Linked DNA regions of Mus musculus: region 1 is linked to region 2. Evidence: chromatin loops called from intact Hi-C (ENCODE). Cell type or tissue: left cerebral cortex. All regions are shown on one strand. Region 1 has its middle 130 kb from the start of Gm46301. Region 2 holds the start of Gm39467 (a long non-coding RNA gene).

Region 1 (8,000 bases), 150 kb after region 2:
CTTCGAGATGATTGAACTTGCAGAGGGAGTGTGACGGTTACGTGCACTTACTGTCATTATGCTTAACAGACTTGAGCATCTGTGGGTTTGGGTATAATAGAGATCCTGAAACCAGTGTCCCATGGATACCATGAGATAACTGCGTGTCTACACATACATGTGCACACACACACACACACACTCACACAATATCTATTGTTCTATTTCTCTACAGGACCTTGATTCATAAACATATCTAGCCTTCTTTAAAAACACTATTTTTAATCTTTGAAGTTGTCCTACATTTATTTGGTGTGTATTGATTATATTCACCCACCACTACCTTCCTCCAATTTCCTCTAGTACTCTGTATCCATTTCCTTCCCAACTTCAGAACCTCCTTTAAAAAAACTATTACAATTTTTAACACCCTGAGTCTAGTTAGCATTGCCCGTATGTGCTTGGGTGTGGGGTTATCCACTGGGGAACGAGCAGCCTACCAGCAGGGCCATATATATTCCCCCAAAGACAATGTGTCTCCCTCCTTCCACAGCTGCTAAGAGCTTGTCCTATGGAAGTGGAGGGTCTCAGAGAACCCTCCCCCAATCTGTGCTGGAATTCTCACTGGCTTGATCTTATGCAGGTCTTGAGTAGAAAAACCACATCTGCTGTCAGTCTTGGAGAGGCCACGTTGTCACATCTGGAAGGTCATATTTCCACATCTCTGTCCCTTCAGGCAGGCTTTATCGTTGCCCGTATTTGAATACCAAGAAGAGGGTATTTTAAGACCCACAGACGAGACTTCACACCAGAATCTCACAAAGCACTGCTGGCCCAGATCCTGCCTGCTGTTTGCAGAGATGCCAGCTTTTCATGGTCTTAAGCTCAGCTGTCTTTGGTCTCTGTCTTTCCTAAGTGGCTAGTGATCGGTCCTCCTCTACCAGTGAGAGAGACTGTCTCTCCCACTTCCTGATGGCTGTGAATATCAATCATCCCCGTGGCAAGTTACCTTTGCCATTTTGCAAGCCTTGCCTGCATAGATGCACGCCTTCAGAGAGGAATTCTCCTTCCTTCTTGGCTCACTGGCCTCCGGGGCTTGGCAGCTGCCTTGACTGAGTTTGTCACTGATTTTTCCCCATTAGCGATGGCTCCTCGCAGGTGGTTGAGGAAGGCGAGACCAGCAGAGGTTGTGGGTCAGGAAAAGGACACAGGAGTGGACCCTCATGATTGTCAGCTCCCACAGGAGCATCTCTGTTTCCTACGATGGGAGCAGAATAAGGAAAGGTAAAAGAGTAAGCTCGGAAGAGATATGATCCACTTAAAAAAAAAATCAGTCATAAAAATCAAACCTCCTAGGCTGTGTAACTGGGGTAGGGGGAGGAAGAGGTGGAAGGCTGGTCAGAGCTGGCCTCCACGTTTCCTGTTTTCAGGCAGGCGGGAAGCGGAGAGCAAACATCCTCCTTCTTCGTTTATGGTCTTTGTTCTTGCTCAGCCAGTGTGTGGTGCAGCAGGGTGGCCTCTCTCGGGTGCGTGCTCCTGTCTGCGTTATCTCCCTCGGATCAAAAGAGAAAAGGCATGAGAACGTGTTCCGGAGGCCTGGAGACGGCACACATGCCAGTTACGATCATGATCAGGAAAGCTGGGGCTGGGACCTGTGGGGAAGCTGGGATTGTGTTCCCCGAGACCTGTCTCCTCCCTGGAGACTGCTTGTCAATGCACCAGACCCTAAGCTGGACACTGGGGGAGGGATGAGGTCCCTTAATGAACTGAGCCTAAGGATGGATAACTAACGATGACTAATGCCAACAGCACAGATTAGACCGTTCAGTCCTTCGTGCGGCCTCCTGAGTGTCCCATTCTAACAAGCTTTGAGTAGCTTCTTCTGTTTTCCTCTCCCAAGATCTGGATAAGCCACAAGCATCCTTCCCCATTCATCCAACACAGTCCCAGTTTATACCAGTTTCCCCCCACCCACCCACCCAATGTGGTTACTAAGAGAAACTTTTCCCTTCTTAGAGTGTTCACAGTTTAGTCAAATCTGTAATCTCAGTAGGCGAGACAAGAGACTCAGAAGTAGGCTCAAGGCCTTTGGAGGCTACAGAGTGTTATCCAGGCCAACCTGGGGGAATTTAGTGAGACCTTTATCTCAACATGCAGAGTAAAAAGTGCTGGGGAATCCAGCTTAGTGCTAAAACACCTGCCTTCGTGTGTATGAGGCACCAGACTTCATCCCTAGTACTGAAAGGAAAACAGAGTGTTCTAGTTGAATTACGAATTTGAGGTTCTTCCTAGCTGTGGATTTGCGGAGCAGAGGGCTTGGTTGGAAGTAAGACCGATTGGGCTGCTCAGTCACTTGGAGCTTAAGGTTTTTAAAGCCAAGTCTGGGGCTGCAGTACCTGGCTCCCCCCACAGCCTGGGGAACGGTTGAGCAAGAAGGAGTAGGCCGCTAGGATGCACGGGAGCCGAGTCAGCATCCCATCCCTGCGAGAAGTTAGTCCCGGCTGCTGAAGCCCGTGTCGGTGAAGGGCTGAAGATTCAATCCAGGGCGGCAGGAAACTAGCAGAATCAAAGAAGAATCCAAGCGCGAACAGAATCAGTCTCCAAGCCCGGTATTTGTGGCAAGATGTTCCCACATGTCTAGTGGGTTGGATAGCTAAGAATACATGTCATTTGTTTAGCGTTTGGCACGGACGGGGCATGTTTGCATGTGATCTGGCTTGGGGCTCCCAGCCATGGGAGGCAGGGAGTTACCACCCCTACTCTTTAGGATGGGGAAAAACTTGTCCCAGACTGCATGGCTCAAAGGTGCCAGTATGTAGCATCTCCCAGAGCCTGTGTTCTATGTTTTAGCCTTTCACCTCATTTCTATGGAGACAGCATCGAGGCTGGCCAAAACTCGTTTTGCATAAGATAGGTGCTCCAATGCCCACTGCAAAATCAGCTTGTTCCCCGAGATCAAGGTTGGGGTTTTGTTCCTGTCATTGTACCGTCAGAAAATGGACTAGGGAAATTCCTATGCGTCAGGGATTGGTGGAAGGCCTGAGAACCCTTGTGCTAAGAGAAGGTATCAATCGCACGGGCTGATTTCTGTTTCTAACTTGTTGGAGTCCAGCCCTAGCACCAGCCGGGGGTAGGACCCAGCCTGGTAGGCAGCAGCTGTGAGCAGTGTTTCTGAGAGCCCAGCTGCAGGGCTCCCGTTCTCACTACGTGATCGGGGACATGTGAAGGCAGGACAATTGAACTGCCGGTGACCCCGAGGAGCAAGGAGGCTAATTAAAGCTTCTCTCCCCACACTTCAGTCAAGCCCCTCCTGCCCTTCCTCCCGATGGAGGGGCTGATAAGGAGGGATTGGATTTATGAAAAGAGATGAAGATGTTTGGATAAGCCTAGGTACCAAGGCAAGCCGGCCGGACGAGTTCTGGCCTGACCAAGGCAGCGGGGTGGCTGACAGAGCCTTACAGGCAGGGCAAGACAGGAGAAGAGGAAGGGGGAGAACGGAGTGCTAACCCTGACATCCCTCAGGCCTGTTCTCCTAGCAGTTCAGATGGAAATGGAGACTTGGGTGTCCTCCCATGACCCCCTCCCCCGCCCCCAGCTGCTCCCAGATCTGCCACTCAAATCCCTTGTGATTGGAAGCAATATCAGGGCAGGAGGCACAATGAGTCCGGACTTGAGATGAAGAACTTTTCCATTCAGAGGTGAAGAGGCCAGGCTGTCCCCAGGAGCTGAACACTGTGCAAACGGCTGTGCATGTAGCTGGTCCTCACGCAAGCCTTTCCTTTGAGTGGTGTGTTTATTATCAGGCTTGCTGTATTGCTAGATCATCAGTGACTGGGAGGTGGTTTGGTGCCCTCCTTAAGGACACCTAGCTAAGAAGTGCTAATCTAGATCCAAACCAAGTAGCAAATTTAAAAGGATATGTGTCAAGCAGTAAGACTTTGTTCCAAGGGATGGCATCCGCTAGCCATTCCTCTGTCTCGTGAGGCAAAGGGGGACTGCAGGAGGATCTATGTAGTTTCGGTGTTTGTTCTGGACAGTTCTGAGTCCTGACTGGCTCCTGGACAGGCAGTCCCTATCTGTCCCCCTCCACCTGTCCCTCTAGCAGCTACTGGGAGAAGGGTGCTAACCGAGCCCGGAGACTAACCCACTTCAAGTCTCAAGGACTGTCTGGGGAAGTCCCAGCTTCCAAGCTACCTAGAAGGGGGAAAAAAAACTAACATGCTTTCCATATAGGCAAGTTGGGGTGCTGTGGCTTCCTGGACTCTTGGTTTGGCCCCTGGTATTAGCTGCCCAAATGGCATGGCTGCCCTTTGCCTACTTCTTAGTACACCCAGCCAGCCACACTCAGCCTGCAGGCCATGGGATAGAAAAAGAAAAAAAGGGCTTGCTCGGCTCTGATGTTGGACCAGGGGAATGGCTGGTGAGTGCTGTGTCTGCAGAGCTGGATGTGGGCCATGCTAAAGCACTTCTAGATTCCAGGCAGAGCCAGAATCCAGTATGAGGGGGGAAGCTGGGAAGACAGTAGGTTTTTCTGATTCTAGTCTCATAGGAGATGAAGCCAGTATGCCACACCTCCAGGCTTGGCTCCTCCCTTTGGCAGAGCCAGAATTCCCTCCTTCCCTTTAGCCCACAGAGAAGATGTTAGGTTTCTATTCTGTGGCAGGACCATCCAGATGGGCTGATTCCAAAGCCATGTGTGATGTACATTGGCTTGAACAACTGATTATCTGTGCTTTTTACTCTTCCTTGTGAATTCTTTCACTCACAAGCAAACACACACACACACACACACACACACACACACACACACACAGAGAGAGAGAGAGAGAGAGAGAGAGAGATACACACAGAGAGACACACAGACAGACAGACACACATGCATGCATGCATGCAAAACTAGGAGCTAGCTCGTTAAGACTGGTCTAGCCTGGTCAGATAAAGTTTTGGCTGGGAGGCAGGTAGTATGATAGTCTAAAGGCAGGCTGAGAGAAACCTCTGCATGTTGATATCAAGTGTCTAGCCTTCTGGTTAAATGCAAAGCACGCTGTATAAACGAGCCCAGTTCATTGAAGCCAACAGCCCCACCCAACTGGATTTTAACACTGGTCATGGCACCCACGACTCACCACATTAGTGTCAGTTTAACGGTTGGCTACATGGGCCAGGGGTAATATTAATGATTACTTGTGAGTTAAGTGGATGTAGACCTTTTACATAGAAAGCTGCCGGCCTTTGCTAGTTTTTCTGGGCAGGACGTTGGGCAGGCGGGGATCGGCAGAGTGACCAGGAGCTCCATGGAGAAGACATACAAAAGGTCCTGAAGCCACAGTAGGTAGAACTGAGCTCTGGCCTGGTGCTTCATCCAGAAGGCCCCTGGGAAGGTGAGCTGCCTCCCCGTTGGGACTGAGTCTTTGTTTGAGAAAGGGCTTCCTCTCCAGAGCTAGAGTAGTGCAGAAGGCTGCTCCCTAAAGCCCAGAGGTGGAGAGACCAGGCCCCCAACTTCCTCTCTAGGAAGAAGCTGCCGGGAGAGGCCTAAGCTGGGTGTTCCCCGTGCCAAGAGGGGAATGCCCACCAGTGATTTACACAGACATTTATAGAAAGCATACAGGTTTACTCATTCATAAAATAGAAGAACAGAGTGTTTTCTCCCTGGCTGGGCTCTTGGGTAGTGTGGCTGATCACAATCATTTCCGGACATGCCCTGATTTGCCCGCAGGGAGAAGGCCAAGGCTGCATGGGAACTGGCTGCGAACGGAACCGCCCAGTGCAGGCTTCCTGCTGCATGCAGGACTGGAGCTACACTGAACTGATAGCAAGGGTCTCTTCCCAGCCCCAGGGCAACCGGTCCTCCTCTTAGACACTCTACCCTCGAGAGCATCCCAGCTTGTAGGTAGGTCCTGAAGGCTGTGCCTGGCACCTGGTGATATGAGGCTCTGAGGGCCACCATGTGAGATCGTAGGAGTACAGGGGATGTTCCCTGATCTTGTCAGGCCACCCATACTATCCAATTAAAGTAGGTAGCTTGGTGGGAGCACATTGGGGGCCTTCTCTTCCCCAACAGCCAGTGTCAGTCTCTGAGGACTCACTGAGCCCAGCCAGGTCCTGGCAGCCTTTCTGTGGGGCCAGACAGTGGGTGGGCAGCAGGCACTCATTTTGTCATAAGCCACAGACCCACAAAGAGTGATTTTCTTTCCCCGGTGCCGCTCTGGGTCCTCCAGTCCGGGATGGCAAGGGGCTGTGGGCTGAGCTTTCGTGTTGGATGTATGACCAGTGGAGCTGGCGGCAGGCTGCTGAACAAGAAGCAAGAACTAAACACAAAGCAGGTAGCAAAGAGGTTGGCGGTCTGGACCAGATGTCCCCTCGGCCTGCCATCTCCTCCAGGAGGGGCTCCAGCTAGGCTCTGCTGTGGGAATTCTTGAAAGCCTTGGGGAACCCTAAGCTCAATATGACAAAGGAGAGGGAGAGGAAGAGCAAGAGAAGGGAAGACAACTATGCGGGAGGAATAGGAAAGCAATAGCAATTTCTTTGCCAGTTGCTCTAGCAAAACTCTGCAGGCTTCAGCTTAAACGATGGGCGTTGGCCTCTCCCAGTTCTGAAGGCCGGAATAGAGAGGGTCAGCAGAGTTGGTCTCTTCTGAGGCCTCTCCTCTTCTTCCCTTGCTGACTGCCCACCACCTTATCGAAATGTCACCTCTCTGTGCTCACACATATCCATCCTAACCTCTCCTGGTGAGGATAGCAGGAGTATTGGGTTGGGGCCACTGCACAGAGCTGTAGTTTTACCTTGGACTACTGCTCTAAGGTTGGCTTCTGGCACATACAGGACCAGGACACAAAGCAAGGTGTGTTACTTGCTGTGGGATTCAGCATCATTCATGTGTCTTCGTCAGTGTAACTAGCCCAGAGAGAGGTGGGACCCTCTATGGGCACGCTGCTAAATATATCAAATAACTAACTAACCTGAGGCAAAAGAGGGGCCTGGAAGTATGTCATTTTTTCCAAGAGGAGGCAAGGTTACCTCCTATGCCAGAGGTTACCTCATATGTACAGAGGTGCAACACCTTAGGTAAGTCTGTGGCTTTTTGGAGCCTTTGGAGTCACTATCTCCAGTGTTCTCTGTGAGATCTGCATGGGGCACCAGGGCACACAGCAAAGAGCTAGAGTGTCTGTTGCCAAAAATGAGGATGGTAATAAGGCCCCTTGAATTGAGGCTGTTAAAAACTGCACCAAAATCCACAAAAATGTCAAGAATGTGGTATTTAGAGCCTGGTGTTTCCAGATCCTCGACTCTCAGTTCCAAGAGGCCAAGGCACACTCATGCCATCCAAGAATGTCTTTCTAGAGGTCCCTGTGTGTTCCTGAAGGCCTGTGTTTCTTCTGTTCTTGTGTTCGTTCTGCAAAGGGCTCACCAGCTCCCATGTGAAACCGAATCACTGCCCACGTGGTGGGAAGAGCCACCGGAAGCTCCCTCTGCATCCTTCAAACGCTGGTCCTTCCGGATGCGTGGGCTCCCTCATTGGTCCCATGGGGACTCCCAGTGTATTCATGAGGTCATTTGTATTTAATTTACAAGAGCGATGTGGAATTTTAGGAGATTAATTTTGATATGAGGACCCAACTTGGGTGGCAAGAGACAATTTGAAGGTGTTGCTGCTGGCTACATCCACTGCACATTTGAACACCAGTATAACTTCACATGACATTAATAATAGGGAGTCAAAAGTACGTGGCAATTGGATAAATGAATAGGCAGTTAGATGACAGGTGAATGGATAGACAGACAGACAGACAAGCAGGCAGGCAGATAGATAAATTGATTAATGACAGACAGACAGTTAAATGACAGCAGGACAGACACATAAAGGGTTGGTATTGTGACTTGAATATAAACTGTCCCTCATAAGCTCACATGTTTGAACTCTATGTCCCCAGCTGGCGGTACTATTTGTGAAGGAGGTGGAGTCTCTCTAGAAGTGGTTCACCGGAGGTAGATGGGCTCTGAGGTTTTATAGAATGGTCCCA
Region 2 (8,000 bases):
TGACCAAATATCTCTGTCTGTCAGGCCCAGAGGACACCGCGTACCAGTCTGAGTCCACGGGAGCAGAAGTTTAGTTTCTAGGCAGCCGTTTGAGTTGATCAGTCTGGTTTGTGGGGAAATGGCTAGATGTTTATTAACTCTTTCTGGCTTGTGCTGATCCTGTTTGAGGAGTGAATGGAGGGACGGCTCTTGTCCAAGGTGACTGACTCTGTTACCATCATCTGCTGGGAAGGCAAATGAGTCCAGGTTTTCTGGAGGAGAGAGTGAAGCAGCGATTGAGAAGATGTGAACTGGAAGATGTATGCGTGGTCCATGGGGCCAGCACACATCCGAGGGGGAGTTTGTCCATTTTGCATTTATGCAACAGTGAGGAATGAAGACAAAAGAAGTACCAGGAGAAGGAAGAGGAGGGTGAGGAAGAGGGGGAGGAGGAGGGAGAGGAGGAAGAGGAAGGTGAGGAAGAGGGGGAGGAGGAAGAGGAAGAGGAGGGTGAGGAGGAGGAGGAAGAGGGAGGAGAGGAGGAGGGAGAGGAGGGAGAGGAAGGTGAGGAGGAAGAAGAGGGTGAGGAAGAATAAGAGGGAGAGGAGGAAGAAGAGTAGGAAGAGGGAGAGGAGAAAGAGGGAGGAGAGGAGGAAGAGGGAGAAGGGGAAGAGGGAGAGGAGGTGGAGGAGGAGGAGGAGGAGGGGGTACCACCCACCCACAGAGCAGAATATTAAGAACTCAATGGAAGTCATGTTGCACCATTTATGGTTTTTGACATAGATACATATCTTTGATGCACTCTTCAGTATACTCTGTCCACAAATAGCAGGTGTCAGCTCTGTTGAATCTGAATTAGATTGTGAGCTAGGAAAAGAAATGGGCAAGGAAAATTAGGAGGTTTTGAAAAAAAATCTGTAGTGTAATTTGATTGGAAAATTCATCCATTCAAAACTATTTTCTGTACGTGTTTGTGTCTTGCTGCATGTGTGTCTGTGCACCACATTTATGCAGTGCCTGGGAAGGACTCTGGAACTGGGTTTACAGGTGGTTGTGAGCCACCACAGGTAGCTGGGAACCGAACCCCTGTCCTTTGCAAGAGCAGCAGTGTGTTTAACCTCTGAACCATCTGTCTCGACCCCTGTGTCTGCTAATGTCTTTGTTTGGGCGAATATGCCATGATTATGTAAAAAAATGTACGTGGGCCAGAGATGAGTAGAGGCAGAGGGAGTTTTAATAATCTCTTCATCTTTTCTTTTTAATCTAAAATTATCCCAGAATAAAAAGTTAGAGAAAGAAATGAAGAGCATTCCTATTTGGGAGAGATTGTGGGTGCTGACCTTGCTTTCTTAGTTTATAATGAGAATTATCTTATGTTAACTAAAGTCAAGAAAGTGCGCGATTTTGAAAGAAGAAGGTGGCATATGAAATAGAATTGTGGGGTCCTTTGGCTACTTGAACCTGTCTCCATCAGGCTTCCTGGGTCCTTTAGAGTTAAAACTCTGCCCTCCTGGGTGCCGCCTGGCAGGCCAGATAGGCTGCGGCGATTAGGAACATGGACTTTGGAATGAATCAGGGAGAGCTGGTTTGAAGCCCTGTCCTGCCAGCTGCATGGCCTTGGGCAGTCATTTTTGTCTGTGGCTTATTTTCTTAAAAAAAAAAAAAAAGTCTGTAAAATGTGTTTAATGACCCTGATCTCATAAGACTATTCCCAGAACTAAATGAGGCAATAGAGTGCTTGATACATAGCTGCACTACACAGGGGAAGGGCTAGAGACCCCTTCCCTACCAGAATCTGACAGTGGACTTGTCTCATCCACAATAACCAGTTTTTCTGAAACTGCTTGCCCGGTTGGACGGTGTGTGACTTCTAGTTTTTGGTGATTCCATAAATAAGAATTTTGGGGAATGTTACTTAAATGCAGAGCACTTGAGGGTCATTGTCAACCTACCTCAGTATCTATATTGCCACTGTCCCATGTCCAAATGATCGCTGTGGGTTGTGTGTATGTAGACTGTTTTCCGAATTAAGACAGTGGAGGAAATTCCTTCATAAGTGCTAGACTGTTCATTACCCTAGATCTTTGCAAGGAGCCATTGCCCTTATAGGCAATTACTTTCCTTTACTTCTGAGGACTGGAAGAGGAGTCACTGAGTGTCCCCAAGGAGGTAGTCACTGTCACCAAGTGGGAGGTATTCCCATGGGCTCACACCCTCAGCACAGCTGGTACCCTGGGTTGGCAAACCCAGTGCTCCCACAGAGAACAGAATGTCTTGCAGGTGGACCCAGATCCCAGACCACCTGTGTTCTGTCCCTAAGTAGCCACACAGAGCCCATCTGTCCCGCTCTCCTTTGGAACAGCACATTAGTTCATTACTCTTCTTGGATCTTTGTTCGGTGACTTTAGAACACTGGGCAAGAAAAAGTACCATCCTTACTCTACACAAAGCAAAACAAAACCCCAAACCAACCTCAGAGGCCCGGAGGCTTTGAACATACCATTTGGGAGAATGTTTATTTGATTCTGGATAAAAATAAACTGCCTTACCTTTGGAGAGAAGACACAATTAAATAACTTGACGGGCTTCAAAGGTTTCCTCTCCCTCGGCTTTCCAGGAGGGGAAATAGTTTTCAGAGTCATTTGAATATTAAAGACCCCGGGCGCAGGAGCCCTGATGGTCTGTGATGGACATCAGGAAGTCAATCAAGTGTCTTCCAAAAGATGGTTTTGTGCAGTCAAACAACAGTACCCGCTGCTCACTGCCACCTCTGATGTCGCTCCCCCCCACCCCCCACCTTGATTTGCCTATTTCAGGCCTGGCTGTGTGCTGAGAAACACAGTCCATTTGTTTCTGATGCATTTACACATAATTCATGGAGATACTACTTAGTGTGAGGCCCTTTAGCCCCCCCCCCCCGCCCCCGAAGGGCTTAGTCCCTCGGAACTGGAAGATGTTGGTCAGGGAAAGTGAATGCAGAGACCCAGGCTCTTGCTTTGTCCTTTACCTGGGCTCCATGGTGAAGTTTCTCCAGTGGCTGTTTATCCCTGTGAGTCTCTTCTCTCCTCAGCCCCCTCTGTAACCTCCAGGTCCTGTCAGCAGGGTGGACAGCACTGTTCTCACAAACTGTTTCGGGTGCTCGCTTATCCCCTCCACCCCCAACATTCCGTTCTGTGATTTTTTTTTAAATCTCATTTTTATGTGTTTATGTGTAATATGCATATACATGTGTATGTGCATCTTTGTGTGCATGTGAGTGTGTGTGCTAGACCTGAAGTTGAAAGTTGGAGTCATTCTGTGTCTTTTCCCTTAATTCAATGAGTCCGGGTTTTTAGTAAGACCAGAGCTTACTGCTAAGGCCAGTCCCCCTAGTCAGCTTGCTCCGGGGCTCCCTATCTCTGTCCTCTAAGGCTGGAATTACAGGTGGGGACCACACCCACTTGGTATTTATATCAGTCCTCAGGATTCGAACTCCTTATGCTTGCATAGCGAGTGCTTTAAGCACTGAGCCATCCTCCCAGTCTCCAGTGCTCTATTTTATAAAGTTACAAACATGTAGAAGAGTCGCAAGCATTTGCGTCCTGCACCCTTACCGCACTGATTTCACAAATGTGTTTTCCTTTTTAGTTCTACAGTTGGCTCAGTCTGCTGCTTGCCCAGCCTGATCCCGGGGGCCCTCTCTGTCCATTCCTATTCATGGACTCTAAACCTCCCTGACCAACTTCTGTCTTAGTTAGGGTTTTACTGCTGTGAACAGACACCATGACCAAAGCAAGTCTTATTAAAAAACAACATTTAATTGGGGCTGGCTTACAGGTTCAGAGGTTCAGTCCATTATCATCAAGGTGGGAGCATGGCAGTATCCAGGCAGGCCTGGTGTAGGAGGAGCTGAGAGTTCTATGTCTTCATCCAAAGGCTGCTAGTGGAAGACTTCTGTATTAGTCAGGGTTCTCTAGAGTCACAGAACTTATGGACAGTCTCTAGATAGTAAAGGAATTTATTGATGACTTACAGTCGGCAGCCCAATTCCCAACAATGGTTCAGTCGCAGCTGTGAATGGAAGTCCAAGGATCTAGCAGTTACTCAGTCTCACGCAGCAAGCAGGCGAAGGAGCAAGAGCCTCCACATAGCTTGGAACCCCAGCATTGCTTGTGGATATTTTTGAAGATAAGATTGACTTTGCAGCAGCAGACCTCAGACCTCTGGTAGCCACAGCCGATGCCACCAACCTTGGAAGTTTCCATGTGGCCTGTCCCCTCATGATGGCCTTATTCTTTGGGTTTTTTTTTTTCCCTGCCTAAGTTAGCTGTACTATTCTAAGGGAATTTCATATCAGCAGAGCCAGGCCGTGCATATGGAAGCCCCCTTACCCCACCATCTTACATTCATGTGTGCCTTGGTCCACAGCAGTTTAAAAATATTAAATGGAAAATTTCAGAAATAAATAATTCATAGATTTGAATAACGTTGACTACACTCTGTTTTAACTTTCCATTACATTATTAATTGCTATTATTAGACTCTTAAAGTCTATTTAACACATTCAGTTATATTACAGTTAGACACATATAGGAAAACACATAGGATAAAAGAGTTTAATGTTAGCCACAGTTTTGCCCTTCCACGGGGGTGGGGGGTGGGGGGGGGAGCGCCAGCCTTGGACTGTGCCTGCCTCAGATAGGGAGAGGGTTGTATTTCTATCACAGCTCACTCTGCAGGAAGCTTTTGAAACGCCACATTGTTGCATAGATCAGAGAGTTGCTCCTAGCATCTGCTGAGTCATGCTTTGTCTTATGACTTGAGCTGCTTTCATGCCTTGACTGTTTTGAATCAAGTCATCACAAACATCATTGAACAGAACTCACAGGAGCTTTGGGTAGGGAAATCAGGAGTGGACTTGCTAGACGTTAACACTGCCCTATGTCTGCATCGAAGTACCAGAGGTCTCTGCAAAGCTCCTGCTCCACTCAATACCCACCAACAATGGATAGGACTTTGAGTTGCAACAACCCCTGGTCACACACGATGCTGTCACTGCCCCCTTCACCTGACTTAGCCTTGTGACCAGGACCCCTCCTCCATCACCTGGGTCCCCACGTCCAGTGGAACGAGAGACACATAGTAGGCACTCAGCAAATGTTTGAATAAAGCACAGTGCTGCCTTTCTGTTACTTATCCCATACACTTTGACATGTGGCATCTGTTGCTTACCTAGCGCCACAAGCAAGGAGGGCAGAGGGCAGCTTGGAGGAAGGCTTGGTGTCTGCCCTTCGGGAAGGCCCGTGTGTCTGAGAGGACATGAATGACAGTAGGTTGGCTTCTGGGTCAATTTGCTGTCACTTTTCAGCAATGTGTCCTGGGCAGGTTACTGCTGTCCTCAGTGTTCCTGTCTGTGCAGTGGGATAGTAATAGCTTATCATGTGCAGGGTGAGGTTTGATCCTGTGCCCAGTATACCATGACCACCATGGTAGAGCTTGCTATTTGAAGCTGAAGTGCAGTGAGGATCCCTTATGGGAGAAAGGAAGACAGACCTTCTAGGGCCGAGGCACCAATTACTAAACTCCCGAGCCACCTCCACTGAGTTCCTGGGTTCTTCTCCCTATCAAGACCTTTCCAAGTTGGCAACTGAGAATTGCATAGACTTAATATAGTGGAGGTGAGTGAAAGGTTTTAATTTGTGTGTGTGAATGTGAACATGTGTGTGAGCATGTGTGAGAGTGTGTATGCCTGTTTGTGTGTGTGTGTGAATGTGTATGCCTGTGTGTGTGAATGTGTATGCCTGTGTGTGTGTATGCCTCTTTGTGTGAATGTGTATGCCTGTGTGTGTGTGTGTGTGAATGTGTATGCCTGTGTGTGTGTGTGTGAATGTGTATGCCTGTGTGTGTGTGAATGTGTATGCCTGTGTGTGTGTGTGTGAATGTGTATGCTTGTGTGTGTGTGAATGTGTATGCTGTGTGTGTGTGAATGTGTATGCTTGTGTGTGTGTGAATGTGTATGCTTGTGTGTGTGTGAATGTGTATGCCTGTATATGTGAATGTGTATGCCTTTGTGTGTGTGCTTGTGTATGTACCTTGGGTGTCATTCTTTAGGAGCTGTCCACACGGGTCTGCCTGTCCCCACCCTTCTTGTACTGAGATTACATGCCTGCCTCTGTGCTTGACTTTTCTAATGTGTTCTGGGCATTGAACCATGGTGCGTAAGCTTACATATGCAAGCACGCTGAGCCGTTTATAGACTGAGCTATCTCTCCAGCCTGGTTTGTTTTGTTTTAAAACGATTTGGAAAGGAAGTGCCGACTCCACCCCAGGCGTTAGCGCTGACTCTGCCCACGGACCCGGGATCATTCTAGACAGGTTTTTCTAACTGGTGTTTTCCAGTAATATTACAATAACTGAGACTCTGCAAGGACTTGATGCCTAGCCTGACCCTCTGAGCCTCACTCTTCTCGATGTGTCTTCATAGTGAAGAGTTATGCATGATCATCTGGTCTACCAGTGCCTATAGCATATCTATGTGATGGAGGCAGTCAGAAAGAGGGAGCTGGTCAGGGGCCAGAAGCCAGGAGCCAGGTCACCCTGCTGTTGGCTCTGCCCCCTCCTGCAATGCTCAGTTCCTTTCCTGTGGCCTCCTTGGCCGCTCCAAGCCAGTCCTCACTTCCCTTTAGGTTTGGGGAAGCGGAGAGCTGTTCTAACAGCTGGACCTGGTGTGGAGCCGAGACCCTCTGGATTCCCCTCCTGGCCTTCCCCTCTAACACCCTCTGCATCCAAGGTTGAGTAAGAGATGTTGGCAAGAGCTGGGAAAGACAACTCAATTGTTTCAACTTGCAGAGAAAGGGGGGGGGTATGAGGGGGCGGATAATGGGGGGGGGTGGTGAATGGTCCTAATCCTAGAATGGCTCACGTACACAGAACCCTGGACCCCACCCTGCCCCGATGCAAAACCAGAAACAAACCACAAGCAAGTTGCCCCCTTGTCTGTACACACACGTGGAGTCGGAGCAAGTTGCCCAAGAGGAGTTCTCTGGGGCCGGGCTTCCCAGCCCCTAGCTCTGTTCTTGGGAGAATGGTGAGTCTCTGTCCTGGACCTCTGTTGGGGGTGGCTCTGAGGGAGCGGGATGGGCCAGCCTAGTAGAAGCCAGGTTCCTTGCACAACCTCTCATGTAGCTTAGTCCCTGTCCTCATGGAGGTCCTTGCTCAGTGGCCTCTGAGGACAGCTTCTGTTCTGTTCCCTGGACTCGTGAGTATGGTAGCTGAGGTCCCCAGCCTGCAGGGAGAGGGCATCTCTAAGTCCTGCGGGCTTCATTCCTATGCAGGACAGGTAGGCTGCAGGCTCTAACACGCCGCCAGCCTGGCTCTAGAGGCTTCAGCACCAGGGAAAATTTGAAAAAAAAAAAAAAAAAAAAAAAAAGCCAGCAAGAAGGAGGGCGTGAGCAAGCGAGCTCAAGAGGGATCATTTTGTCTCAACGTGTTTGAAAGCGGGATCTGTGGCCAGTTGGTCCCCCCCACCCCCACCCCCACCCCCACCCCGCGACTTATTTACACAGTCTGTTCAGAGACACACTCGGGCCTGTTTGGATTGGGTGTTTGCTCCGGAGACGGGCCAAGCATTTCAGCGCTGTGCGTTGGCACTGCCACCTCGGCGGCACCAGGAGGCCCAGTCGGTCACAAGACCTCACGGGGCTCCATGCTCCCGACTTAGCCTTCTTTTACCTCCTCCTCCCCACCCCCACCCTTCTTGCTGCTGCTGGTCAGCAACCTTGGGCAGCCAGAGAGTGGGGTTGCCCATACCTTGGATGTGTCTTTCCAAATGAGGGTACTCCCACGCATAGGGGAGAGTGGAAAGTCTTTCAACAAGCTTGGGGGTGCAGACCCAGAGACTAAGCTCTGCCTCTAGCTATCAGGATCTGGAGTCCCTGAGGGCCTGGGCTGGAGCTGGCAATAGGTGGAATCTAGCCAGGGTGGGGAAGGCATGCAGAAGTTTACACAGGGCTGTTCTCCAGGGGATGCTGAGCTGGTGTGGG

Evidence for each region. A loop is a pair of places that touch in the nucleus more often than their neighbours do. Peaks named below come from ENCODE experiments on the same cell type or tissue, not always from the same donor. Only the 100,000 strongest peaks of a DNase experiment are listed, where the experiment ranks them.
Region 1: it touches region 2 in a loop (2.2-fold over the local background); 2 of 42 quality-filtered maps call a loop at or near these places.

What each region holds. Positions count from the first base shown.
Region 1 is chr11:112,985,596-112,993,595 of GRCm38, reverse strand. No RefSeq gene overlaps it. Among named protein-coding and RNA genes, the nearest start is that of Gm46301, 130 kb to the right of the region's middle. In left cerebral cortex, no CTCF peak of the experiment used is centred here; DNase peaks (open chromatin) are centred at 857, 1,039, 2,547 and 4,501.
Region 2 is chr11:113,132,213-113,140,212 of GRCm38, reverse strand. The region is part of intron 1 of 2610035D17Rik (RIKEN cDNA 2610035D17 gene); the gene reads left to right. Gm39467 (a long non-coding RNA gene) reads left to right here and starts at 5,981. Exons shown (of 2, transcript XR_880298.1): 1 at 5,981-6,748; 2 at 6,889-7,387. The region is part of intron 1 of LOC115487747 (a long non-coding RNA gene); the gene reads left to right. In left cerebral cortex, a CTCF peak has its summit at 4,676; DNase peaks (open chromatin) are centred at 6,280, 7,332, 7,602, 7,929 and 1 more place; H3K27ac peaks cover 1,137 bases.